Linked DNA regions of Homo sapiens: region 1 is linked to region 2. A link is an interaction called in ENCODE POLR2A ChIA-PET data of the cell type or tissue named here. Cell type or tissue: GM12878. All regions are shown on one strand. Each heading gives the region's core, and the rest is flanking DNA. Links, peaks and the distances in the headings are about the cores only. Region 1 has its middle 17 kb from the start of C15orf39. Region 2 overlaps SCAMP2 (secretory carrier membrane protein 2).

Region 1 (5,366 bases), core at 274-5,273, 360 kb before region 2:
CCTCTGATTGAGGATAATCAAGGAAACGGGCAAGACCATCACACTCAGCCAAGAACACGAGGGGGACTGGGGCAGGCAAAAGTCAGTTTGGGCCCAGGCCTGGCCCCTGGAAGGATGGTGGATGAGGGGCCAGCCACGGTGAAGGGGAATGGATGGCCACGGGCTGGGTGGTCAGGGCTGTCAGCTCCTGCAGCCCCTGCGGAATGTCTGCCCAGGCCTGGCTCTGCGCTCAGCCTTCTGCCTGGAGCCACAGGTTCCTGGACACCGGCCTCAAGTAGGGATAGTGGTAGGAAAGGCACTTGTGGCCACATGTGGGCACCTAAGCATGGGACAGAGGGGTATCATGCCCCAAAGAGACCATAGAGGCCAAGAATGTAAGCAGATGTGACACCATCAATAAACCCCCCTGTCCTGGGGGTTTATTGACACCATCAATTAAGTCAGAGCCTACCCTGACCCTGACGCTACAGCTCAGTCTGGTTGAGACTCACAAAGAGATGTTAGTGCTGGGCAGGGGACCTGGCCCAGCCTGCGATGTCCAGCAAAGCTGTGGGCTGGACAAGAATCTCTGAAGATTAGTCCAGGACAAGGACAGCTGTGTCTGGGCAGGGAGTGGGGGCAATGCCCAGGAGACCTGAGGACCTTTAACTAGGTAGGGTGCCAGGTCAGGATGTGCAAAAGAGAAGGTGGCATGGCAGCATCCGCCCGAGGCCAGGCTATAAACCTCGGGGCCGCCCTGTGTAGCCTAAACCATGCTGCCACCCAGATGCCATCCTTCAAATGTGAGGCAGGGCTGGGAGAGCCCCCAGACCCCTCATCCCTCCCGCCCCAAGGTGGTTCCCATCCCTCACCAGAAGGAAAGTGAACTCTTCTATGGGGCACAGCCTGCCAGGTTCTGTGTCACCTGGTGGAAGGGGCTGTGGGGCAAGCCGGGGGAGCTGCAGCTGGGTGAGAAAGAACCCAGGTCCCACTCTGTTCCTACCTGTCAGGTGACCTCGGGCAAGCTGCTTTCTTTGCTTGGGGCCAAGGAGAGTCACAGGGGAGGGGCCAGGTTAAAAGGGCTCCACCCTGGAGCCCAGAGCTACCCATAGAGAAAACCCCTATCCTCCCGATTCCGCTCCCAGCTCACGCTGCTGCGATAACATCCTCCCCATCAGAGAGGCCGTGGGAGGCAGAGGCTGACCCTTCCTCCTTCAGGCACCTCAGCGGGTTTGGTTCCGCCTTCATCATGATCAGGGAGGGGGTCCCTGGGATCTCAAAGGTGAGGGGCAGCTTCTCGGGCTCCAGGTGCTCCAAGGTAGACCCTGCAGGGCACCAGAGCTAGAAGGGCATTGGGGAAGATCTTGAACCAGGCCAGGACCTGACCTCTGCCTGGCCATGGTGACTCTGAGCCAGGTAACCCTACGTTAGTCTCAGTCTGTCACTGTGTCTCACGGGGGATGTCAGCATTGCCTTTGGAGTCAAAGTAGGTAAGCCAGGGTAACCAGAGTTCCCAGTAGGGACCAAGACCAAAGGATGCAGGGGTCGGGCCTGTCCCAGAAGGTCAGGCTGGACAAGGGGCTGTGTCAAGCTGGGGCAGCTGAGGTCCTGCCCTTCAGGTTACAGTCATCTGGGTCCTGGTCTAGACCCTCATATGCCATCCAGAGACCCAACCCTAGGGACAATTCCTCCCAGGCTGGTAGCAGAGAGTCGATCCTTTTACTCACCCTACCAAAAGCTCTGAAATAAGAAGGCCTGCCAGTGGGGAAAAGACTCTTCAGGAAAAGGTTCTCAGGGGCAGGGAAGGTTTGAGCTGGGCCTTAGGGCAGCCAGAGAGGTAGGTGACAGGTCCCCTCACAAAGCCTGCCAGAGAATGCAGGAGGAACACAGGTGTAGTGATGAGAACGTTCTGGAAGACAGCAGGCAGCCTCCCACTCACTGATGGGGCCGAGTGAGGTCATGTCCACACACCAGGAGAAGCTGGAATCCACACACTGGTGCACTTTGTTTCTTGTTTTAGAGACAGGGTCTTGCTCTGTTGCCCAGGCTGGAATGTGGTGGCACAATCATAGCTCACTGCAGCCCTGACCTCCTGGGTTCATGCAATCTTCCCACCTCAGCCTCCTGAGTAGCTGGTGAGGGAAGAGAGAGGCTCTCTCATATTGTTTTATACTCAGTACCTGTTTTAAGAAAAAAACAAGGAAGTGAAATCAAAGACAGGCAGCCCAGCGCCAGGCCCAAAGCCAGGCCTGGGCCTGCCTGGCCTAAACCTAGTAGTTAAAAATCAACTCATGACTTAGAACCCGATGTTACCCATAGATTTCAGGCATTGTATGGAAGAACATTGTGAAACTCCCTGCTCTGTTCTGTTTCACTCTGACCACCGGTGCATACAGCCCCTGTCACGTACCCCTTGCTTGCTCAAATCAATCACGACCCTTTCATGTGAAATCTTTAGTGTTGTGAGGCCTTAAAAGGGACAAAAATTGTGCACTCAGCTCGGATTTTAAGGCAGTAGCTTGCCGATGCTCCCAGCTGAATAAAGCCCTTCTTCTACAACTCGGTGTCTACGAAGTTTTGTCTGCGGCTTGTCCTGCTATACTGGGACTACAGGCACACGCCACCATGCCTAATTTTATTTTTTGTAGAGACAGGGTCTGGCTATGTTGCCTAGGCTGGTCTCAAGTGATCTTTCCACCTCAGCCTCCCAAAAACACTGGGATTACAGGGACAAGCCAGCACTCCTGGTCATGCTGGTGCATTTTGGCTGCCATGGTGCACAGGAGGTATGAGCTGGGGGGCAGAATCTGCTCCTGGACCTCTACCCAGGCCTGCACCCAGACTGACCCCTGGGCTACAGGGAACAGGTGTGGAGAGAATGCAGCAAGCAGAGCGGGCTAGTCAGTGATGGAGACCCAGGCTGGGACTAGGAGAGATAGGGCTCCAACCCTCAGCCTAGTGGCCCGGCCCAACCCCATGGGGCCAAGATGACTTCCTAGGAAGCCAGGCATGGAAGCCAGCATGCACCTGAACCGAGGACAGAAGACTCTGATGACAGGGAGGCCTCTGACATAGTGTGGATACTTGTCCCATCCACATCTCGTGTTGAAATGTGATCCCCAGTGCTGGAGGTGGGGCCTATAGTGTGAGGTGTTTGGGTCATGGTGGGGGATCCCTCATGAATGGCTTAGTGCCCTCCCCATGGTAATGAGTGAGTTTTCTAATTTCTAATTTTTTTTTCTCTTTCTTTCCTTCCTTTTTTTTTGAGACAGAGTCTCACTCACAGCCCAGGCTGGAGTGCAGTAGCGCGATCTTGGCTCACTGCAACCTCCACCTCCTGGGTTCAAGTGATTCAATGAGTGAGTTTTCTATTAGTTCACAGGAGAGCCTGATGCCTCCTCTCTCTTGCTCCCTCTCTCACCATGCGACACGTCTGCTCCCTCTTTGCCTCCCGCCAGGAGTAAAAGCTTCCTGACGCTTCACCAGAAGCCTAGCAGATGCTTGTACAGCCTGCAGAACTATGAGGCAAATAAACTTCTTTTATAAATTACCCAGTCTCAGGGCCAGGAGCGGTGCTCACGCCTGTAATCCCAGCACTTTGAGAGGCCAAGGCGAGTAAATTACTTGAGATCAGGAGTTCAAGACTAGGCTGGCCAACCTGGTAAAACCCTGTCTCTACTAAAAATACAAAATTAGCCAGGCATGGTGGTGCACGCCTATAATCCCAGCTACTTGGGTGGCTGAGGCATGAGAATTGCTTGAACCCTGGAGGCGGAGGTTGCAGTGAGCCGATATTGCACCACTGCACTGTAGCCTGGGCTACAAGAGCGAAACTCTATCTCAAAACCCTGCCTCTACTAAAAATACAAAAAATTAGCCAGGCATGGTGGTCCATGCCTGTAATCCCAGCTACTCAGCAGGCTGAGGCAGGAGAATAGCCTGAACCCAGGAGGCAGAGGTTGCAGCAGCCTGAGATCGTACCACTGCACTCCAGCCTGGGTGACAGAGCTAGACTTCATCTCAAAAATAAATAAATAAATAAATAAATAAATAAATAAATAAATAACCCAGTCTCAGGTATTCCTCTAGAGCAACACAAAACGGGCTAATACAGCCTCCACGTTTGGTGTCCAGTGGACCTGGTGGTCCACTAGACACTCAGTGGTCTTGACTCTGCCATTAACAGCCAGACTATGACAGAGTTGTTCCCCTGCTCTGCCTCAGTTTGTCCTCTCTCAGCTGAGCAGAGCAGGGATAACTGCTTCTCATGTGGGCCACAGGACAAAACAAAGCCCTGAGTCCCACAGGAAGGTAGGTGGGCTATGTCCAAGGGAAGACAGACCTGGGGCAGTATTTTATGTCCCCAGGGTGGCAGAGGGACATGGAGAAGATGCCTCCTTTATGGGCAAGGGAGAAGGGAAGATAAGCAGAGAGGTGCCAGACACCCGCCTCACCCCCACCTCCCCCACCCCACACCAGGCCCATTCCTACTCAGCCCCCAACTCAGGCTGCACCATTCCCCTTTGGTCAGCTTGACTTCCCAGCCAAGCTGATGGAAGCTGACAGCTTGGATTCATCAGGGACAGCACGTAGTATAGGTGATGTGCAGGACGGAAGTGGAGAGGGCACACGGGAGCCGTGGTGTCAGGTCTGGGGCTGCCAACATGGTACCTGCCCTGGCTGGTCCACCCTGCCAGATGTGGCCTCTAATTCTAAGGTCTCCGAGTTCCAGGCCAGGACTGGAGCCAGACTCCCCTTGGGGACAGGGGACACAGTCCACATAGACATCACTTGTGCTTTGGGCAAAGCCAGCTGGACAAATGAATGAAAGGGGCCCTGCTGGAGGGTAAAACTGGGCCTGGACTACTCAGACCTGCCTCTGTGACAGGACGGTCCCATCCTTCCAATCAGACTCCTGAGCTGGAAACCCACCCAGCCAGGGAGTGGGGAAGGGGTGGCCTGCAGTCTCCCTTGAGTCTGTAGCCCCTCCCACCCAAGTCAGCTCCATAAAAAAAGATGCAGAGGCCGGGCACGGCGGCTCACGCCTGTAATCCCAGCACTTTGGGAGGCCGAGGCAGGCAGATCACGAGGTCAGGAGATCGAGACCATCCTGGTTAACACGGTGAAGCACCATCTCTACTAAAAATACAAAAACAAAATTAGCCAGGTGTGGTGGTGGGAGCCTGTAGTCCCAGCTACTCAGGAGGCTGAGGCGGGAGAACTGCGTGAACCTGGGAGGCGGAGCTTGCAGTGAGCTGAGATCGCGCCACTGCACTCCAGCCTGGGCGACGCAGAAACACCAGGTGCTTCTTCCAGCTGCAGGCTACTTCCTGGCGTGGCCTCCAGAACCCTGGATGAGTCAAGACGGGGCTGCCAGCAGCTGGGGG
Region 2 (5,366 bases), core at 309-5,308:
CAAGCCCCAAATCTTCCTTGCAGGAAGCCAGATGATTCTGGTAGTAAACCACTGGTCATTCAGGCATGAAATAACCTCAAGGCCAATTCTTCAGCAACACAGAGCCTCCTGAACTTCACCTTGTCACTTTGTCCAAGTTGCAGGAGCCATCAGGGCAGAGGTGGTGTTCAGCAGGAAGAACATAGCCACAGTCTGTCGCAGAGGAGGTTGGAAGGGGTGGAGGCTGTAGTATGAGGCCCGTCCAGACACAGTGAGTTCTGGCTGTATGCCTGGAGGCAGTCAGACATTCATACCCTCTATGAACTGGTGGCTCAGGTGGGAAGATAAGAGATAAGAGGAAGTATCTGTGATAAAACCAGAGAACATATTCAATGCTGACCCTCAGCTCTATAAATATTCAGAGTAAGGAGAGAGCTCCCATTTTGGGTCCTAGGATCATGGTGAATATCAGTTTCTACATCTGTAAACTGAGGGGGTCACTCTGTGGCTATGTCTAATATTAGCATTGTATTTAACAATTGGATCTGGACAGGGCAAGGTGGCTCACATTTGTAATCCTAGTGCTTTGGGAGCCCAGGGTGGGAGGACCACTTGAGCTTAGGACTTCAAAACCAGCCTGGGCAACAAAGCAAGACCCCATCTCTACAAAAAAACTTTAAAAATCAGCCAGGCCTGGTGGCTCATGTGTGTAGTCCTGGTTACTCCGGAGGCTGAGGTGGGAGGAATGCTTGAGCCCAGGAGTTTGAGGCTACCATGAGCTATGATTGCACCACTGTACTCCAGCCTGGGCAACAGAGTGAGACCCTGTCTCTAAAAAAGAAAAAGGAAAAAAAAAAAAAAGAACTGGAGGCCAGGTGCAGTGGCTCACATCTGTAATCCCAGTACTTTGGGAGGCTGAGGTGAGCGGATCACCTGAGGCCAGGAGTTCAAGACCAGCTTGCCCAACATGGTGAAACCCCATCTCTACTAAAAATATAAAAATTAGCTAGGTGTGGTGGCAGGCGCCTGTAATCCCAGCTACTCAGGAGGCTGAGGCACGAGAATAGCTTGAGCCCAGAAGGCGGAGGCTGCAGTGAGTGGAGATCATGCCACTGCACTTCAGCCTGGGTGACAGAGCGTGACTCTGTCTTAAAAAAAAAAAAAAAAAAAAAAAAAAAAGAACTGGCTCTGCAGAGGCTTCCAGTGGAGGTGAGGCTGGGCCTGAAGTTTGGGAGCATCTGGTTTAATAATTAGGGGTGTGGGGTGAGGTGTGGAACCCAAGCGGTGTCTCCACAGGCAGGAACAGCCCTGAATTTGGCCACCCTCAGGGCTGTTCCTCATGGAGCCCAGGCATGGCTGTGAAGCTGGACCTGAGCCCTGCATCTGTTACTAGGAAGGGGAGGGTGTGGAGGAGCTCTTCTTGGGGCAGGGCAGGGTGAAGACAACTGTTCCAGGCCAGCAGGGGCACAGTAAAGAGGATGGCAGAGCCCCATGCAGAGATCAGATGGGAAAGGGAGACAAGGTTGTGTTCTGAGGACATTCTTGGATTTTATGAAAAGACTTTAAAAAACCCCCGAAACCCAGAAACATTTTCTTGAATTTTCACCTCAGCTCATCATATCTCTGCTCTTAGCAAGTGTGCCCGATTTAATAAAATCAGTACTGGCAGCCAGCAGCATGTTTTTGTTCTAGAAACTTAGACTACTTTTTTTTTTTTTTTTTTTTTTGAGATGGAGTTTTGCTCTTGTTGCCCAGGCTGGAGAGCAATGGCACAATCTGGGCTCACTGCAACCTCTGCCTCCCGGGTTCAAGTGATTCTCCTGCCTCAGTCTCCGGAGTAGCTGGGATTACAGGCATGCGCCACCACACCTGGCTAATTTTATATTTTTAGTAGAGACGGGGTTTCTCCATGTTGGTCAGGCTGGTCTTGAGCTCCCGACCTCAGGTGATCCACCCGCCTCAGCCTCCCAAAGTGCTGGGATTACAGGCATGAGCTACTGCACCCGGCTACCTTAGACTGTCTTTTACAAAATAAGAGGAATGGCCAGGCATGGTGGCTCACGCCTGTAATCCCAGCACTTCGGGAGGCCGAGACAGGCAGATCACGAGGTCAAGAGATTGAGACCATCCTGGCCAACATGGTGAAACCCTGTCTCTACTAAAAATACAAAAATTAGCCGGGTATGGTGGCGGCCGCCTGTAGTCCCAGCTACTCAGGAGGCTGAGGCAGGAGAATCGCTTCAACCCAGGAGGCGAAGGTTGCAGTGAGCCAAGATTGCGCCACTGCACTCCAGCCTGGGTGACAGAGCAAGACTCTGTCTCGAAAAAATAAAAAAATATAAAAAAAGAGGAATAAATGAATAATAAGTAAAACAGTACAGAAAGGTTATAAAGTCAATAGTAAGTCTCTACCCTCACCACCCCATTCACTTGCCCCTCAGCACCCCACCCCTCAAAAAAAAAAAAAAACCCACTCCCTAGAGGTAAATACTATGAACCATTTTGAATCTGTATAGGGCACCAACAGGAGCCTGTGTGGTGTGTACTCTCAAGCTTCTGGGTAAAGCTTGCTCTGGGTCTCTTCTGGGCTGAACCTTTTCCAGGAAGGGGGAAGGGAGAAGGGACCGCAGCTGTGGTGTGGCAGAGGCAGGCACAGGACCCTTCCAGAGAGGCTTCTCAGGGTCCCGGGAGGGTGATCAGCTGCCCTGCTTCAGTCAGGCGTCACCGGCTCGCCTGCCGGCCCCTGGCCCGGATTTTCTCCACTGTGTCTAAGGGCTTTTTTTCACCTTCTCAGGATCCCTCTGTGACCCAGCTGACCAACGCCCCGCAGGGCGGCCTGGCGGAATTCAACCCCTTCTCAGAGGTTGGTGAGCAGGCCCTCTTTCCAAGTCCCATGGCCCTCTAGGGTGGTGCTGGGGTGTCCGGGGCAGGGATCCTTGGCAAGGACAGAAGCAGCTCTGAGAAGCGGCAGTCCTCAAAGGGACAGTCCTAACATGAACCCGGGAGGCAGGGTAAGGATGGCAAAGCCACCAAACGCTCTGTAAAATTCTCCCCTTGGGATCTGTGACCGGGGCCCCTCCCCAAGGAGGTCAGGGCAGTGCCCAAGTGTGCTGGACCCAGCGAGCCCAGGGGTGCCGGGTTAGGGATCAGATGGCCTGAACCTGAGGCTTGTTGGCTGGGAAGCCACAGGGGAAGGCCCAGTGCAGGCCCCGAGGGAGTCCCCTCACAGGCAGGGGCACATCACTCATCCTGCTGTGGGTTTGCCCCCTCGTCACCAGCTAATGGAGTCCCACTCAATTCTGTCTTTTGATTTGTTCCATGTAGACAAATGCAGCGACAACAGTTCCTGTCACCCAACTCCCTGGGTCCTCACAGCCAGCGGTTCTCCAGCCATCAGTGGAACCAACCCAGCCGACCCCCCAGGTAGTGCTGACAAAGAACTCTGGCCTTTTCTCTCCAGTGAGGGAATCATCCAGACCAGTAGCTGAGCCCTGAGGCTGGGGGCAAGCAGAGAGCTTTCAGCCTTGGCCCCCTAAGGGCCCTCTTGCTAATTTGTTCGGAGCTGGTCACCTACAAGTAGAGGGGCTGCTCTGCCAATTAATATCCTTACTCCCTCCATCCCACCCACCACCACCACTGAGAAATAAGCTCTACTCACCAGGCCGGGCTCCTCGGTGCCTCCAGAGAGGGCATTTGTCCCTGTTGTACCCCTCCAGGTCCTCCTCGGGCCTTTGGCTTGTTCTCTCTTCCTTGGGGCCCAGAATCTCTCTCTTTTTTTTAACTTCATTAATTCTCACCTTCCTTCCTGTCTTCCTTTGTCCCTTCACCAAATACTGTGAATCTTGCCTGCTTTGTGCCTGGTGCTCCACTGCGCCGCCTCACTGCCCTCCCGCTGCACCCCTCGCTGCCCCTATGAGCGTGACCCATGGTGGAGTTGTGTGTTGCAGCTCCTGCTTAGACAGGCCAGCAAGTTCCCGCCTGCCCAATTCCTGGCAGTGAGCGAGCTCTCAGAGAGGCAGATGCTCCTAGGAGGAGAAAGTATTCTCAGAGACAGCTACATGCGAAAGCTTCCGAAGGTAGGCCTAATGTAGATGAGCAGGAGGAAGGGCAGGGCACCCGGAGCCTGCCCCACACCCCTCCCAGGCCCCAGAGCCCTGTGGAGGTGAGGCAGGCCTTACATGCGGAGTTGCCTTTCTGTGCAGCTGGGTGGTGGGCTGTAGGGAGCTGGGTCCTTCTCAGCTGGCGTCACAGACTTGGAGGAGGTCAAGACCCCCAGCGTGGCACAGCGGGGTCAGTTCTGCTCCTGCTTCCGCCCCCAGTGCCTGAAACTTGGCTCTCCACGTCAGCCTTAGGTCTTTGAAGAGCTTTTGGAGAGGTTGGTGTGTGTATACATGTGTGTGTGTACACATGTGCCTGGTTTGTCATCCTGTGAAATGACCAGTTTGAGATCTCTCCCTAAAAAGGACTGTAGTCTCATCCTTCAGGAGGAACCTGGCCCAAATGGCAGCAGCTGCCAGCAGGTGCAGGGCCCCGGGGCCAGGTCTGTTCAGCCTCACATACAGTCAGTCCCTTACTGTTACTCAGAGGCTCTACCCCGCCTGGAGAGGAGATAAGTGTGGACTCTGCATGCCACTAAAGCCAGGCAGGGCAGGGCCACACCTAAGGGGCTGTCCTGGGGTGTAGCCAATTGCAGTTTAGGGGGACCTCAGGAGGCAGCTCCTGGGGGCAGGCCATGGGGCAGGGTGCTTGTACAGATCCTGAGGCTCAGGCACACGCCATCTGCCTTCACGTGTCTCCCCTTTCCACTCACTGTTAGCAGGCTTGCACTGTTTTCCTTCTCACACATCCACCAGGCTCTTCAAATGAGGCTTGGGTCTGTGGGTTTCTTATTATAGTTTAGTTTCTTGTGAGGTCTTTTTCCCAAAGGTCACAATCACTGAGCGCTGCCTTGACCCAGTATGGGGAAGAGGTGGAGAAGCCAATGGGGGTAGTTTTCCCAACTCAAGCTTAGGGATGAGGGGAGAGGACAGCTTAGTCATGGCCAAGGGGTCAGGAAGGTGTGGGGGCAGTGGAAGACAGGTTGGCCTCTCTAAGGTGGTCTCTGGTACCTAAGACACTCTGTGGGGCGGGGACTGCTTCTGGGACTCCTTGATGGCTGTCCCTGCCTGGGGCAAGGCCTCTCTGCCTGCCTACCCAGGCTGACACTGTTTCTGTTTGTTGTGTCTGGCTGTCCCTGTACCTCCCCTGTTCTCTCCAGGCCGTGGTGTCTGCAGCCCAGGCAGGCCTGCTCCGGCAGCAGGAAGAACTGGACAGGAAAGCTGCCGAGCTGGAACGCAAGGAGCGGGAGCTGCAGAACACTGTAGCCAACTTGCATGGTAAGGGAGGCT

What was found. Peaks named below come from ENCODE experiments on the same cell type or tissue, not always from the same donor. Only the 100,000 strongest peaks of a DNase experiment are listed, where the experiment ranks them.
Region 1: POLR2A ChIA-PET joins it to region 2 with 6 read pairs; 3 of 35 experiments call an interaction of 5 or more read pairs at or near these places.

Annotation. Positions count from the first base shown.
Region 1 is chr15:75,216,434-75,221,799 of GRCh38, reverse strand. No RefSeq gene overlaps it. Among named protein-coding and RNA genes, the nearest start is that of C15orf39, 17 kb to the right of the region's middle. RefSeq lists enhancers at 1,967-2,026, 2,107-2,296, 3,107-3,156. In GM12878, for the core only: no CTCF peak of the experiment used is centred there; no DNase peak of the experiment used is centred there; H3K27ac peaks cover 1,478 bases.
Region 2 is chr15:74,852,057-74,857,422 of GRCh38, reverse strand. SCAMP2 (secretory carrier membrane protein 2) reads left to right here. Exons shown (of 9, transcript NM_005697.5): 2 at 2,774-2,842; 3 at 3,304-3,402; 4 at 5,237-5,354. Among named protein-coding and RNA genes, the nearest start is that of ULK3, 12 kb to the right of the region's middle. RefSeq lists enhancers at 21-80, 111-220, 967-1,036. In GM12878, for the core only: no CTCF peak of the experiment used is centred there; no DNase peak of the experiment used is centred there; H3K4me3 peaks cover 545 bases; H3K27ac peaks cover 1,100 bases.